2 separate regions of the Homo sapiens genome follow, and region 2 is linked to region 1. Evidence: chromatin contacts called from ENCODE Hi-C or POLR2A ChIA-PET data. All regions are on one chromosome and are shown on one strand. Each heading gives the region's core, a stretch centred on a gene start or an enhancer-like site at or near the end of the contact. The rest is flanking DNA. Distances are from core to core; before and after follow the strand shown.

Region 1 (7,700 bases), core at 146-2,645:
CTGTTCTTTAGTGGAAGGAATAAGGAAAAGCATGCCTACTTAGTCTTCTTGGAAGTGGGATCCCTCTTGTGTCCTTTTGACATGCCTATCATTTCTGATATGCCTATCAGAAATTTTTGGCATAACAAGATATTCCAAGTTCATCTTGTACCTCTCACCCCTGAAGCATGAAATTAGTCATTTCTCCAAAAAGCCCTGGTTTTACTTAGGATTGATCTCCATAGGATTTTGAAATGGGTGAGAACTATAGGTCTGCTCTCCAATAAATCTATTACTACATTATAATGAAAGCAAATCCCAGACCAAATTCTGCCACATATACAGTATATACATTTATTAACTAAATTCTTGTAATCAAAGTAGCACATAAAAAACTGTCTTGCAGGCTTGAGAAGTCCTAGCTCTTTAGTCTCCTAGATGTTTTGAACACTGATTCCATGGTAGGTCACTATAGGTAAACTCCAATTTTCCATAGGCAGGGTACTGATACCACCACTCCTACTCCCAACCTCCACTCCTCAGCCAGCATCAGGGAGAAAGAAGCTTCCAGAGTCCATGTTGGCTCAGGACCAAGGAGGAGTTTTAGCTGAGAGCATAACCCTGTAGGTAGAGTACCTACACATTGGATTATCTCACAAATTCCTGCAAGGGTGGGGAGTACCCCTAATATATTGACATAATCCATGTATCTTGAATGCCTTCAATTTCACAGTGTTAGACCACTTTTGGTATTCATTATTACTAGTCAATAGGCTGCTATTTTAATCAAGAATAAGCAAAGCACTCATTTCTGACAACCCCTTATAGTAGCTCCTGCTGGCGAATGGGCTCTCTGAAGAGAAGGACAGCTGACCACCACTGGACAATGCAATCTTGATTAGAATGCTTGTGGTACCAGGGTGACAGCTTGACCTAAGCAACATTTATGTAGAATATCCCACTGTATGTATCCTAATCTATAATTAGGAGCCCTTTTAGATATTTCCAGAGGGATACCATTATTAACAAGTGTTCACTGAGCAATTGTTACCTGCCTTATGTTAGAGAAGGCTTGCTATAAAGAGAGAGCTCTTAGATCCTGCACTCCAGGACAACAGGGATGAGGCACCCTGGTCCCCACTGTATCTCCTATGCTGACTTCTAGGATCTCACAATAAACAGTGCCCGACTGAAGGTGGAAGACAGAAGGAAGGGTGAATTAGTTAAAGGGAACCCAGGGAACTACTACTCTCAAGATAAAGAGTGTTAGAAACAGGAGAAATTGAATGAAATGGCTTCCTTGGCAAGTGCTGAAGATCTTTAAAGCAGCTCTGAGAGGAAAAGAATTAAGGGCTGAGACAGCCTTCACCTTGCCACCTGTGATAGTAGCTACGTCTTTTCCTTCCTGTTACCTAAATCTTAGCCCACTGGGGTGCATCTAAGAATCGCTGTCTCCCTTGCCACCTGTCTTTGTCAATCTGTATCTCTGTGTCCCCTCCCTCCCTCCTTTCCTTCTCTTCTCCCCACCTTCTGTCCTTATTGCTCTTTCTTGTCTCTGTCATTTTGTTTGTGTCTGTTTCTGCTTGTTCCCATGTCTCTTCATCTCAGTCTGTCTGTATTTACCTCTCTGTTTCTGTTTCTCTTTCTCTTTCTGTATCCATTGCATTCACTCTCTGTCTTGCCTTTCCCTCTGTCTGTCTTTATCATTTCTGCCTCTGTGTGCCTTTCTGTTTCTGTTTCTCACCCTCGCTTCCTCACCCTGTCTCCCTCCCTCTTCCTGTGTTATTCATCTGTCCTCTTTCTCATTCCCATCATGTGTAGCCACTGAGATGCGTAGACTGGGATGTATATGTTATTATCCACCTTGATTATAGTTATTGATAATTATACGTTTCTAAATACTTGGTACTTTCTTCCCATGATATAGAGGTACACATTATATTCCTCATCCCACCAGGGTGTCAAAAAATTATCCACCCTCAGAGGTTTATTTCAAGGTACAAATTACCTGTGCAAATAGTGACCCTCAGTCTCCAGCAGGTGCTCCAAGATGTATCCAGAACAACATGGGGAGCAGGGCATGGACTGTCCCTGCTGCACAGTTAGATGAGATCCTCATACTGCCACCCCGTGGCACCTCCACCCTCCCTCAGGGCTCTTTGGGAACTCTGGGGTCATGATTTGGGATCAATTATCTTTTAAGCATTCCAGATGCTGAACTGGCTGCTTCAGCCTGAGTGGGTTCATGATGCTTTGCAAGGGTGGCTGTGGCCTGCCTACTTGTTGGAGGAGTACAGTTGGCATCACTGACCCACACAACAGGACAGAACTCCACAACCTCCATGGGATCCTCAGCTGTGACAAGATCATTCCATACTTTGCACTGAGTTTGTGGGTAAGAAGATAAGTTTATATAAGGTCTGGTAGGTATAGGAGAGAGGGAAGAGGCAGCTAACCACTTTTTAAAAATGCACTCTGGGATGGGAGTCTCTCTGCCAGAGGCCTTCCATAGATGCTATGTATTTAGTCCTACCAACAACCCCACTCTATTAGTGAAATAACAGATGAAGAGAATTTAAAGAATTTTCCCTAAATCATACACCTAATAAGCTGCTAGTCTGGGATTCAATGAGCTCATATTCTTTCCACTTCACTAGTGATTTTCAAGCTTTTTTAAAAAACAAAAAAGAATAGAAGCCTTTAGTTTTAAATGGTATCTTAGTTGGCATTTCAGTATTTAGAAGAGCTAGATACTTTGCTGTTGTCATTGCAGAGGAGTAGGGTCCAGGGCCTCAGCACCTCTGCCACCGCCAGCCATTTGTGGCAGCCCCAGAAACATGTCCATGAGAACAGGGTGAAGATCGACTCTGCCTGGGCCCCTTGGCTCACTGGCAGTGAAGGGACAGGAAGAGCCAATGGGAGTATGCCTTGGCGGATTTGAGAACAGTTAGCACAGTGACCGTGGGGAGATAGTGTATGGGGCATGAAATATCAACCTAAAGGAAGAAACTGAGGCACAAAATATAATTTTAAAGAGTTTCTTTGAGCCAGGGTGAGCACAGCTGCCCAGGAAACACTTCCCGGTTACTGTAGGAAGCGCTCTTTTCAATCTTTGTGGCAAGTAATCTTTTAAAGGCAAAAAGAGGAACAAGGAGTGGGTGGATACAAGATTGTTTGTTAGGAGTTTTCATTAGTTTACATAAATAACATTGATCAGTAATTGGCTTTATATTGTTGAACTATAGAGTAGGGGTTATGGTGTCCAGTGTGTAGCATTGTTAGGTTAATGTATAGCTACCAGTGGCATCAATCTAGAGTCCACATAGCAAGCAGCTTCAAGAGATGATACTTGGCTCAAGGGGAGATGGGGACATGACTGCTGCTTCATTCCAGTGCCTCTCTGGGCCCAATAATTTAGGCAGAGCTCACATTCCTCATATAAAAAGTTTCATTTCTTCCCCAACACATTAGGCTGAAAGCTAAATAAGATGCTCGCAGTCACCTGCTTGAGAGTGCTTTGGGCAGAGTGAATTCTAGGGGAGAAGGGAAAGCAATAATACTAGTCTGCTAATTAAAAAGGGAAGAAGACATGGGCTCAGAGTAGCTGGGTGACCTCCTCAGTGCCCCACAGTTAGTAAACAAGCCTGGCCACTGTGGCATGGGCCCAGCAGAAAGAAGGAGGCCAGGCAGGCAGCCCATCTGTGAGTGGTGTCAGCGTCTGCCTTCTACAAGGTGATGTGACCTGGGGCATGTGTGTCAGACTCATGAGGAGCCTGGCCAGTGTTCCACCCCCACAAAACCCACTCAAGTACGGTGGAAGTAGTAATGATTACATTAAGCTTTATTGCTGGTCAAGCTCAAATAAATGTACATGTTTCCTAACAGAACAAAAAATAACAAAGGAGAATTAAATAGAATGAACAATAGTTAAGTCTCATACTCTCAGCAGTTCACTGTATTCTCAGAGCCCCGCAACCACCTGCCCCAGTGACAACATTCACTATGTCTCTCCTCTCTGAATAGATTCAGGGAGACCTAACAAAGGCCTCCTCTGTTTCACATGTTTAACACAGAATCTCTTGTTTTTCCTGAAGTCCTTTATATTGAGGTACCAATGAAGTGTCTGTGCTGTGTGCTCCCGTCCCACCGTTCAGAGTGTGAATTATATGTTAGTTCACGCACTGTACTTCTGCTTTGTGCTTTAGAGGCCTGTCTGGGTGCTGTTCCAAGTGCTGGTGTGGTATAGGTAGCTTGAAAGTTTCCTGCTGCTGCTAACAAAATGATAAGAATCAAGGAGAGACAGCAGCAGAATGGAGAATAATGTGAATGGTGATCAAGGGGCAGCCAAGGCCAGCAGCACCAGGCAGCATGTTGGCATCAGTTACACTTTAGCCGGTGTTCTTGAGGAACCACTAGTCTCTGCACTGTGTTGAGTTCATCCTTATTACAATGAAGTGCAGTGCCAAACTAAAACCTCCACTTAATTTCTTAGCATTAAGTCAATTTCAATGACTTCACTAGACTCTCACTTGCTCCTGCAAATCTCTAAAGGAGTATTGAAATTGGTACCTAAACATGTCACTAAGTTGGTGAATATCCTTAATATATAATCTGTGGTATATAGGTAATGTTTGGTTCATATTGAAATAATCTTGTTTGAAATCAAAGTTAAAAAACAAATATGAAGCCCTGTTGACCCGTCACATAAAATTTTGGAAGATAAATATTAAGAGAGATTCTACGAAACTCTATAGTTTAAAGATACTGTGTTAAAAACACACATTTTTAACGTCTACCCTGCACCTTATTACACTTGGGTCAGGCCTTGCAGAAGTTTCTTTAGAAGAGTTTTTGGGAAGGGCAAATAAAAGGTTAGGTGGATGTGATTAACTTGGTATTTAATGCAAAACTCTAATCTAGGAGTCTTGACTATTCTAAAATGAGCTAATAGCTATTGGAGCGAATTTATGTAGCAAATTGCTGTCTGCTGTATTCAGATTATTCCCTGAGCTCTGACTCATTCAGAAAGCACCAAATATCACGGAGACACACAATTATCATGCTTAATTAATGTTTGCAACCAAAAAGTGTAAGGTTGGAATTCTTAATATCACTGTGGATATTGAAGAGCTGAAATTGACTGACTGTTATCTTGAGATTAATATATTTTCCCCAAGCCATACCCTGGGGTCAAAAGACAGAGTATTAAAACTATTTGAAAAATTCACTGCAATTAATTGCTTTAGGGGCTAATTTTTTTTAATGTCTTGCTTCCTTACGCCTGTACTACTGACTGTTATAGCCTGCAGACTTCACCCATTAAGTGGTAATTCAGAGTGACAACTACATTGAAATGAAGCAAGTTAGTTAATCACCATGAAACTGTTCCTGAAATACCCTGTCCAAGTACTCCCTAGTCACAGGAGGCCTCTGATTACCTGATTTTCTCCTGAAGTTAGATTTTCATGTACAAAGTTGTAATTATTTTTATTTTAAATACAGGCCAGGGGAGGGCTGAAGTTTGGTTGGAATTGTTATCAGAGCCATTCAGAATTTTTCACAGGAGACCATAGCGACTCTCTGATTGCGTAGAGCCCTCATGGATGTGCTGCAGGGATCCTAGGAAGCTGCTATTGGCTTCATCCCCGCAGCCTTGAAATACTGACAAGCTAGGAGTCTGGGTAGGGCTGTGGCAGTTATAATATGACTTGGTTTTCATCAAAGCATGACCTCCAGCAACAAGAGGCTCGATCAATAGGCACGGGCCCAGTCTTGTTTGCCCATTTTGGTTGACCTGCTTGGACAACCAGGGTGACCTGCCCTTTGTCTTCCTTTCCTTTATGATTAGGTGGGCTATGCCCTGAACAGTCATGTGGTGCGTCCTCCTTTCAGAGAAGGCTGTGTTGGGACTAGTGAACTATGTGGGTCCCTGAAAAAGTCTGCCTTTTAGAAGGGATACAGCAGCCAGCTGAGGGGCTAGGTACTACTGTCTAAACTGCCACAGCCCCTGCCTGGCTTGCAGGTTCCTTGATATACTGTGAATCATCCATGGCACATTTCTTATCCCTGCATGATTGTATATCCTTCTCTCAGTGGGGATATTTGTGGACCAGCTAAAGTGCTTTCAGGGGCTAAAGATAAAATCAAGTATTCTAGCTGTCAGATTGGCTATAGGAAGAAGGAAACCCCCTCAAATTCTAAATCTGTCTACACTCCTTTTCAAGAGAATGGCATTCGGTGGCTCCAAGGAAATGGTGACCAATTAGGTAGTTCCCTGTATGCCCGTAAACCCACAACCTGATGCTTGAAGTCATGACCTGGAGATATTGTGTGTGAAGATGCCTATAAGACGATGGCACTTGCTCTTCTTACATAAATAATTCAGCAAATAATTAATTAGTGCTGACAGACACTGTAAGTTTAGCATGGGGGATACAAATATGCCCTTAAGAATCTCACAGCATCATAGGGGAGAGACAAATGGACACACTTCACCATGCATCATTGTAAAGCAAAAATAGGGTGATGTGGCAGAAAGGAGAGAGTGGTAAGCTCTGCTGGGGTAAGTCAGACGAGACTTAAGGTGTGTCATGGAGAATGAATAGTTCACGGGGGAGGAGGTGGGGATGCAAGTGGGGAGTGGGGAGAGGAGGGCACAGTGCATACTGAGAGTGGTCTTTTTGGCAGGTGTCATGCTTCATGGCAAAAGTGGAATGAGAAATCTGTTTGCCTTTCTTTGGGTAACCATACCCTTACCTAGACTTCTGCACGACAGTGGTCCTACATTATTCATCTGTGGGAGATGCAGAGTCAGTCACCTGCCCTGAGCCAAAACAGGGAGGGCAAGAAAGGGCAAAGCCCACTTGTGGGAGGGAAATGACCCACTGCTTGTAAAAGCTTGGAGTAAATGATTTTTTTCTTTACCATTCACTTCTCCCTTCATTAGAGTGGTTTGTGATTATAGCATGTTTTTCAACTATTATTCCATGAAATGTCACTATAAATTAGAAGAAGAAATAAAAAACCTACAATGGGTTGTTTAGGTCACAGGAAAAAACGGAAGCAGACAAATTTATCACATTTGCAGAGCCAAGGAGAAGTTGCTCAGAGTAGAGGCTGGATATGTGTCTCAGTTCTCGGAGTCAGTATGACAGAGGTCCTTCTTGCTCTTTGGTCTTCCTAATATTCATGATCAACTTAAGAAATATCTCCTAGTTCATGGATTAGCCTGGGCAACAAAATAAGACCCTGTCCCTTAAAAAGAAAAAAAAGAAATATCTCCTGATCCCTGTGCTCTAATACAGTAGGGAAGGATAATAATAACAGCACAGGGCTATTCGGTGGAGGAAGGAAAAGAAAGAAACCTGGAGATGGCTTGTTTGTGTCATATGGGTACACTAGGATGTCAGATAGACAGTAAGTGTAAATGATACAAGTCAATTAAAAAATGGAAATTTATTAGGTATTTGTATTTAAAACACACACTGTGGAGTAAGATACACGCTGAAACAAAAGATCAGCCAAATATGAAAATAACCACTTTGGAAGTTGATTTTAAAACACATTATAGGTGGTCCTCAACTTAGGATGGCTTGACATATGATTTGTTGACTTTATGATGGTGCAAAAGTGAAAAGTATTCAGTGGAAACTGTACTTCCAATTTTGAATTTTGATCATTTCCTGGGCTAGTAGTAAGTGTGGAAGGATCCTCTTTCATGA
Region 2 (6,761 bases), core at 1,241-3,740, 61 kb after region 1:
TTGATGTGGGACTTGTGGACCTGTTCTGTAGACAACTGTTCATTACTTAGGCAGGTCTCTGAAATGCCATTATAACCTTTTCATTTTCTGAGGTGCAGTACATTTCCCTTCTCAGAGTATCTCTCTCCATGTCTCATGATTAATTTTAGTTCACAAGACCCTTCTCCTAAAGGAGTCATGTAGGTCTGTGTTTTATTCTGCAAAATATAGGTACTGTTAGAGATATCTGACTTTGGATAGCTATCCTACAACATTATAATACCCAGCACTGTGTCTCTGTTGCTTCCTACAAGGTTAGAAGAAGGGAAAGTGTGTGTTCCCCTTGTTTCAACAACAGGCCCACAGTGCTGGACATATGTTTGAGTGTAGATGGCTAGAGATGAGAGATTCTCCTCCTCCCTCTTCCTCCTCATCCCTGTCTTCTGCTCGGTTCTCTCCATCTCTCCCTTCTCCTCCCCCTTCTCCCTTTTCCACCTCCTTCTCCATCATCTCTTCACTTTGAAAAATCAGGAAAAAATTGTCTGAGGGGAAATCCTAATTAGTAGTGGACCTACCCACGAAATTTGGAAGCCTAAACCAGAAGATCATAAAGCTTAGCAGGAATTCTAAAATGTTGATCAGCTCAGAAAAGCCCCAGAGAAACACCCTGGAAGCAACTGTTTTTCATGTTTTCTTTGAATCTCTTTGTGATGAAATGTTTCCGTTTTCCTGAGAATATGTTTTGGATCTCTGAAACAATTGCTTGTATCACCAGCCCTTAACCATGTTCAGTTTAGAAGTTTATAAGCCATATGTATGTCGTAGGGTTGGTTTTTTAAAAGAGTTTTTACACCTTTAATCCCTGGAACTCTCAGTTACGGTCTTAAGGTATATAGGATGGTTTGGCCAATTCCAGGATTAAGAACTTTAAAGTTCATCATCAGCAAGTATTTTGGGATGCCTCTGTGCAAAGTGTGCTCACCTGGAATGGAAGCTGAACTACAAGATGTCCTGTCAGCTCTGGCCATATAGGCCTGCCTGCTCAGAGGCAGCCTGGCCTCTTCTCCTACAGTACCCACCCCGGACATGAAATTGCTGCTTCTAATGTACAGACTAGTGCTGTCCTTTTATTTACTCACTCCCATCTCTACATGCCTGAGGAATCATTCTCTGATTTCCCAGGATAATTCTTTATGTGGAAAGAAGTGGCTTATAGTGTTGTCTAGTGCGAGGTCATGAACTAGGTGGTAAACATGACAGTTTTTCAGTCATGAGACTGCTTGTATTACATGCTAAGGAAACTAATTCTCTGGTTTATTTTCATTCCACTCCCCGCCTCTGCAGAAATATGTGCAATGGTCTTTACCATTCATTGTCTTCGGAGCCACGGGTCTGACCTCCGGCCTCCTGAGTTTGTTATTGCCGGAGACCCTTAACAGTCCGCTGCTAGAAACATTCTCCGACCTTCAGGTGTATTCGTATCGCAGGCTGGGAGAAGAAGCATTATCTTTACAGGCTTTGGACCCCCAACAGGTGTGATATTTTTCTTAATTATTATACCGCTTGGATAGTGGCAGTTAATGAAAAAAAGAAGGTTTGCGTTAAATTAAATAGAACTGAGTAAAACTGCTGGAAAACAAAAGTGGGATCTAACAGCAGCTGATTTTCAGAGAAATAAGGATGATCGATGATTCATTAGCTTTCCTAGAATATTTTAGGGGCTATTTCTTGGGGGAATGAATGTCATATAAATACATTTGTCAGTTGAATAGCTAGATGGTAGTTTCCATTTCAGAAATGTCATAACATCATTTCACTGCCCTTTTCTTCTTTCCTGTTTCAGTGTGTGGACAAGGAGAGCTCTTTAGGGAGTGAGAGTGAGGAAGAGGAAGAATTTTATGATGCAGATGAAGAGACTCAGATGATCAAGTGAAGAGCCCCAGATTCCCCCTAAGAAGCAAAGGATCGTCTTTTATGCCTCTGGCTAAGGCAGGTTCTTCCATGACTCCTAAGAGAGTTGTAAAAATAGAGGCTTGGCTTGAATGTACATAGATGGTACCTGGCATGGACTGATGTTTTTAGGCACAGAAGTTGGAGAAGAGATTTCATGAAAGACAACATCACTGCATTGAGAGAATAGTTGTTAATTTGTTTAGAATTTAAGTTCTACTCAGAATCATAACATCTGGCAGAACAGCCCAAACCCACATTCCAAAGTGGTAGGCTCATTTGTTTCTAGAGATTTCATCATGTCGCTTTTCCTTCATCATGATCTAAATAAAGGCAGATATGTAAAATTTCTCACCATTTTGGTGGGGTAAGATAAGCTATTATTAAGATTTAATCCTTATACCATGTTGGACATTTGCCCCTATCAGTTGCTCCTCAGGAATCTTCTGGTACAGGTTAACATCAGCATTTTCATTTTGTGTCCAGGGAAAAGCACCCAGAGGTCATCTGTGTGTCCCGAGACCCTCCAGCTTTTTCTTAGCTGATGAAATATGAGTCCTCAGCTTGGTTCCCAGCCTGCTGATTGACTTGGGCTGCTGGTGCCTTGAGTCCCACAGATGATTCATTAGGAAAAGCCAGATATACCAAAGCGGTTTACTCAGAGTCAGGGGTGTAGCTCTGGCTGCCTGTCAGCTCCCTTGGATACTATATTGTATGATTTCTTCCTTTCCCACTAATATGCACATCCAGAAAAATTTCCATCTGAGATTCTAGTACTTCAAAATCATGCATAGTAAATGAGAAAGCTTTAAGTAGAGGGCAGTTAAACAGTGACATGTTGAGCACCTGGAGGAAAAAAAAGGTGCAGTTTTTAATAAGAGAGAAAATGAAATTATCTTTGATAAATTTTTGTTTGTTTTGCTTTCAGCATTGTGCCATGAGGGATTTGGACAATATTTAAGAACTTCTTGTCCTAGATCAGCCCCAATCTGTTTAATCAAAATGGAAGGTTCAGTAATTTCATGGGAAACCTTGGTTTTTCATTAAGTGCTACCAACTTTCAAGTGAATCTTGTATTTGATTTCCTAAAATCATGTCTTGAAAACATGTTTTCTCATGAAACTTGAATACTATCTCAAATAGGAATATAAACCTGGAGTCAACAAGCTTAGGCAGCATTGATTTAGGTCACTTTCCCAGTGAGGAAAATTTCTGTGTTTTCAGAATTTCCATTTCTACTAACCTCTTGGAGAAAAAGAAATTGAATTAGAGGTAAATAGAAGACGTCACTGTGGCTGCTTCTGGAAGTGCTGGAAGCATCACCCCAATTGGCTCCAAATACTGTCATGTTTTCTTGCACACTGACTTCTGGTTTCCACTGTATCAGTATGTACCTTTGTAATTGTTATTTTTATGTCTTTTATGCCCTTGATTATTAGTTGGGCTCTTCATAAACAGAGGCCATCTCTACTACTGTTTATTTTTCCCTGCTGTGCCCAGAACATTGGCGTAGACACAGTAAGAACCTAGTAAATATTACTGTTTCTAGCCATCAGGGAGATTGTGGAACTCCTCCCAGTATAATTTTTACAAACTCCAAGCAAATCTGACCCAAACTCCCAAATTGTCAAGTCCTGCTTAACTTTCTCTGGAAAATAGACCCCTTCTCAACATCAGAATAGGAAGAGAGGAAGAACTTACAAAGACACTTAAAAGTTATTCTTAAATGGTGGTTGGGCATTTAAAACAGTGAACTAACATATATATAATTTTTGATTAGTTGGAGCTTTCTTTGTATTATAAGAGTAATATATCTCATTACAGAAAATTTGGAAACTATAAATTTAGAAACGTATCACCCATACGTCCAACATCGAAAGAAAACCAGTGTTATGACTTTGTTCCATTTGAAGACTAATTGGGAGTCCATCTCTCTATTGGCACTGGGTTCGATTGCCTCTGGCTAATAGAGTTCAATTAGTTCTATCCCTGGGTTTCCTTTCTTAGCTATGGGGTGGAAGATAGGAGGGGGAGATCTACAATTTGAATATGTGTTACTTAATAAGGCTAGGCTGGCCATCAGTTGCTTATTTCAGATGTGTCACTAAATTTTCCTTCTAGATGGTCCTTGAGCAAAACTTAATAATTACTGTTTTTTATTTCCACTGCCTTTATAAAATCAAAATTTTCTCCTTTTGATAAAAACTGTTGAATACTATTGATGTAGAGAATGTGTATATGTGTATATTTGCATTGATTAAATTATTGGAAAACTTTTCATTGACAGGTAATGTATTTTGGTTGTGCGGATGGTTTGTAAAAAGTATCCTGTTTTTTTAATTCTATTCAAAATTAAAAATTTTTTTTCCTAAAATAAAGCAAGAAAAATAAATGTAAGATATATAAGAAACCCCAGAGTTTCCAGGGTGAAAGTTCACATTAGCAGCTTGTCCAAAATATTTACACCTCACAAATATTTTGAAAGAAACCATGTTGAAATTTTCTGATTTTGTGAGTTACAACCACAGCCCAGTAAAACCAATACTTGTTATTTGGCTACTTTCAAGCAATGCAGATATTCTTTAGTATTTAAAAATGAGCAAATAAACAAAATGAGGCAAATAAATGAAGAAAATGAGTTTCTGAGACACTGTTTAGGTAACCATAAATCAGACAGATATTTTTATGGTGGGCAAATTGATGAAGATACTTTTAGTAGGTGATTTATATTCATAACAAATACATATTGAAATAATTGTCACTACTGTATCAGAATTAAAAACCAGCTTCACATTAGGACTTCTCCATACAAATGCTTTATCATTGGTTCTTAAATTGGAAAAATATCTATAAATGATTACATTTTTAAGCTAAATAAAATGCAGATATTTTGGCTTCTTGTGAATGTAATAAAGAATCATAAAACATAGACCTTTTTTTTGTTCTCCCAGAATGTCTCAAAATCTACAGTAGTAGCTTTGACAAGTTGGGCAAATGCAGAACCTGCTAGTAAAGTTAAGTAATATGTGGGACAGGGGTTGTAGGAAAGTTGTAGACTGATGGACACAAAAGTTAACTATCAAAATACTTTTAGAATGAGGAATATGCAAAGACAATGCATTGTGGAAAATCCATCAATGTAGTACATCAAAGGAGAAAGAGCTTATGATTACCTCAATAGAAAAATAAACATTATTTGATGAAATTCAACATCCATTCAAAATAAAAGCTATTAGCAGAGTAGGAATAAAAGGATGCTTCCTTAATAAAATAAGAGATACTATAGTAGATATGGTAAACTGGCACACAGCATCTCTTCACCTTCCTGGTACCTTGGCCTTCAGCCTTTTTTTTTTTATCATAACCCACAGTAAGAAATGCATTTTACATATTCATCGTGTCATACTTCCCCACCTACAAATATATATGTATATATAAAATATCTATGAATCATAAAAATGTATATATTTTATGCAATAATACTTAATCTTGCTAGGCATACTGATAACTTATGTTCTATTTCACTTTTCAAAATGCCATTTATAACTCAATAAATGGATATCATGACTCGCTAATAGGTTGCAACCCATAGTTTGAAATCCACTGCTCTACTCTATCTTCTTATACTACAGAAGCTTTAAAGCTAAAATGTACATTTTCTGAATTTCTTGCAGATAAGTTTACCCCTTGCAGCCAGGTGCAGTTTGGTTTCCTTCAATCAGATACAAATGGAGCTTGGAAGGTAGAAGCAAGGTGGAGGCCATACTTTTGATGAGTATGCTTTTTTCTGCTCAGATTCACAGTGCTGGAGCCGTTTGGTTTCTCTGAGGCAGTATCAGCCAGAGATGTTGTCAGTTGGGCAATACTGATTAAAATCTTAACAAGATTTTTTAATAAACCTGGAATAATACTTCTGGTATTCAAATGGAAAAGCAAAGATCCAAAAATATTCAAGACAATTCTGATAAAGAAGAACAAACAGAAGGGACTTGACTTTCTAGATATAAAAACTTATGAAGCTGTATTATTGGTCAGCAGTAGACAAATAGATCAATAGAACATAACAGATTTGTTAAAGATAGCATGACACATTAGAGGAAAAAGTGAACAATTATTGATACTAAATCTTCTCCCCATAATAAAAATAAATTCCAAATAGATTGAAGGCCTCAATGAAAAACAGCAAAACTTTAAAACTATTTGAAAATTATAGAATATTCTTATGACCTTGGAGGATGGATAGATTTATCAGACAAGAACTGAAAATTATAAATTATTTTTTAATTGATATATTTGACTTGATCTAAATTTAAAACTTGTTTCTGTATGACTGAACATGCTACAAAGTTAAAAGGAAAGCAGCCTGGGCGCAGTGGCTCATGCCTGTAATCCCAGCACTTTGGGAGACCAACATGGGCAAATCACCTGAGGTCAGGAGTTTGAGACCAGCCTGGCCAACGTGGTGAAACCCCATCTCTACTAAAAATACAAAAAAAAAGTTAGCCAGGTGTGGTGGCATGTACCTGTAATCCCAGCTACTCAAGAGGCTGTGGCCAGAGAATCGCTTCAACCCGGGAGGCGGAGGTTGCAGTGAGCCAAGATCACACTGCTGCACTATAGCCTGGGCAACAAAGCAAGACTCCATCTTAAAAAAAAAAAAGAAAGCAATAGATTAGGGCAACATTTATAAGCAATAAGGATTAATATCCAGACTATATAAAGATTTACTGCAAATCAGAGATAAAAGTAATAAAGTTTACAAAAACTGTGATTAGGCAATTCACGATTCACAGATGAAAAGATGCTCAACCTCACTACAGGATCAGGGAAAT

The links. Hi-C counts contacts between places; a loop is a spot of excess contacts on that map. ChIA-PET counts read pairs that join two places held with the same protein, here RNA polymerase II (POLR2A).
Region 2: a map of ovary shows a loop between it and region 1 (15-fold over the local background). The contact joins two enhancer-like sites. A Hi-C loop is called at or near these places in 1 of 168 maps with a recorded cell type or tissue (ovary). POLR2A ChIA-PET finds 5 or more read pairs at or near these places in 1 of 52 experiments (BJ).

What each region holds. Positions count from the first base shown.
Region 1 is chr1:116,005,181-116,012,880 of GRCh38, forward strand. All of the region lies in intron 2 of SLC22A15 (solute carrier family 22 member 15), which reads left to right. Among named protein-coding and RNA genes, the nearest start is that of SLC22A15, 33 kb to the left of the region's middle. Within about 2 kb of position 1,396, at least 3 of the 41 ENCODE cell types and tissues checked have a DNase peak (open chromatin) inside an H3K27ac peak, as active enhancers do.
Region 2 is chr1:116,065,197-116,071,957 of GRCh38, forward strand. It overlaps SLC22A15 (solute carrier family 22 member 15), which reads left to right. Exons shown (of 12, transcript NM_018420.3): 11 at 1,324-1,512; 12 at 1,823-4,858. The coding sequence ends at 1,912. Among named protein-coding and RNA genes, the nearest start is that of MAB21L3, 43 kb to the right of the region's middle. RefSeq lists an enhancer at 1,504-2,703. Within about 2 kb of position 2,491, at least 4 of the 41 ENCODE cell types and tissues checked have a DNase peak (open chromatin) inside an H3K27ac peak, as active enhancers do.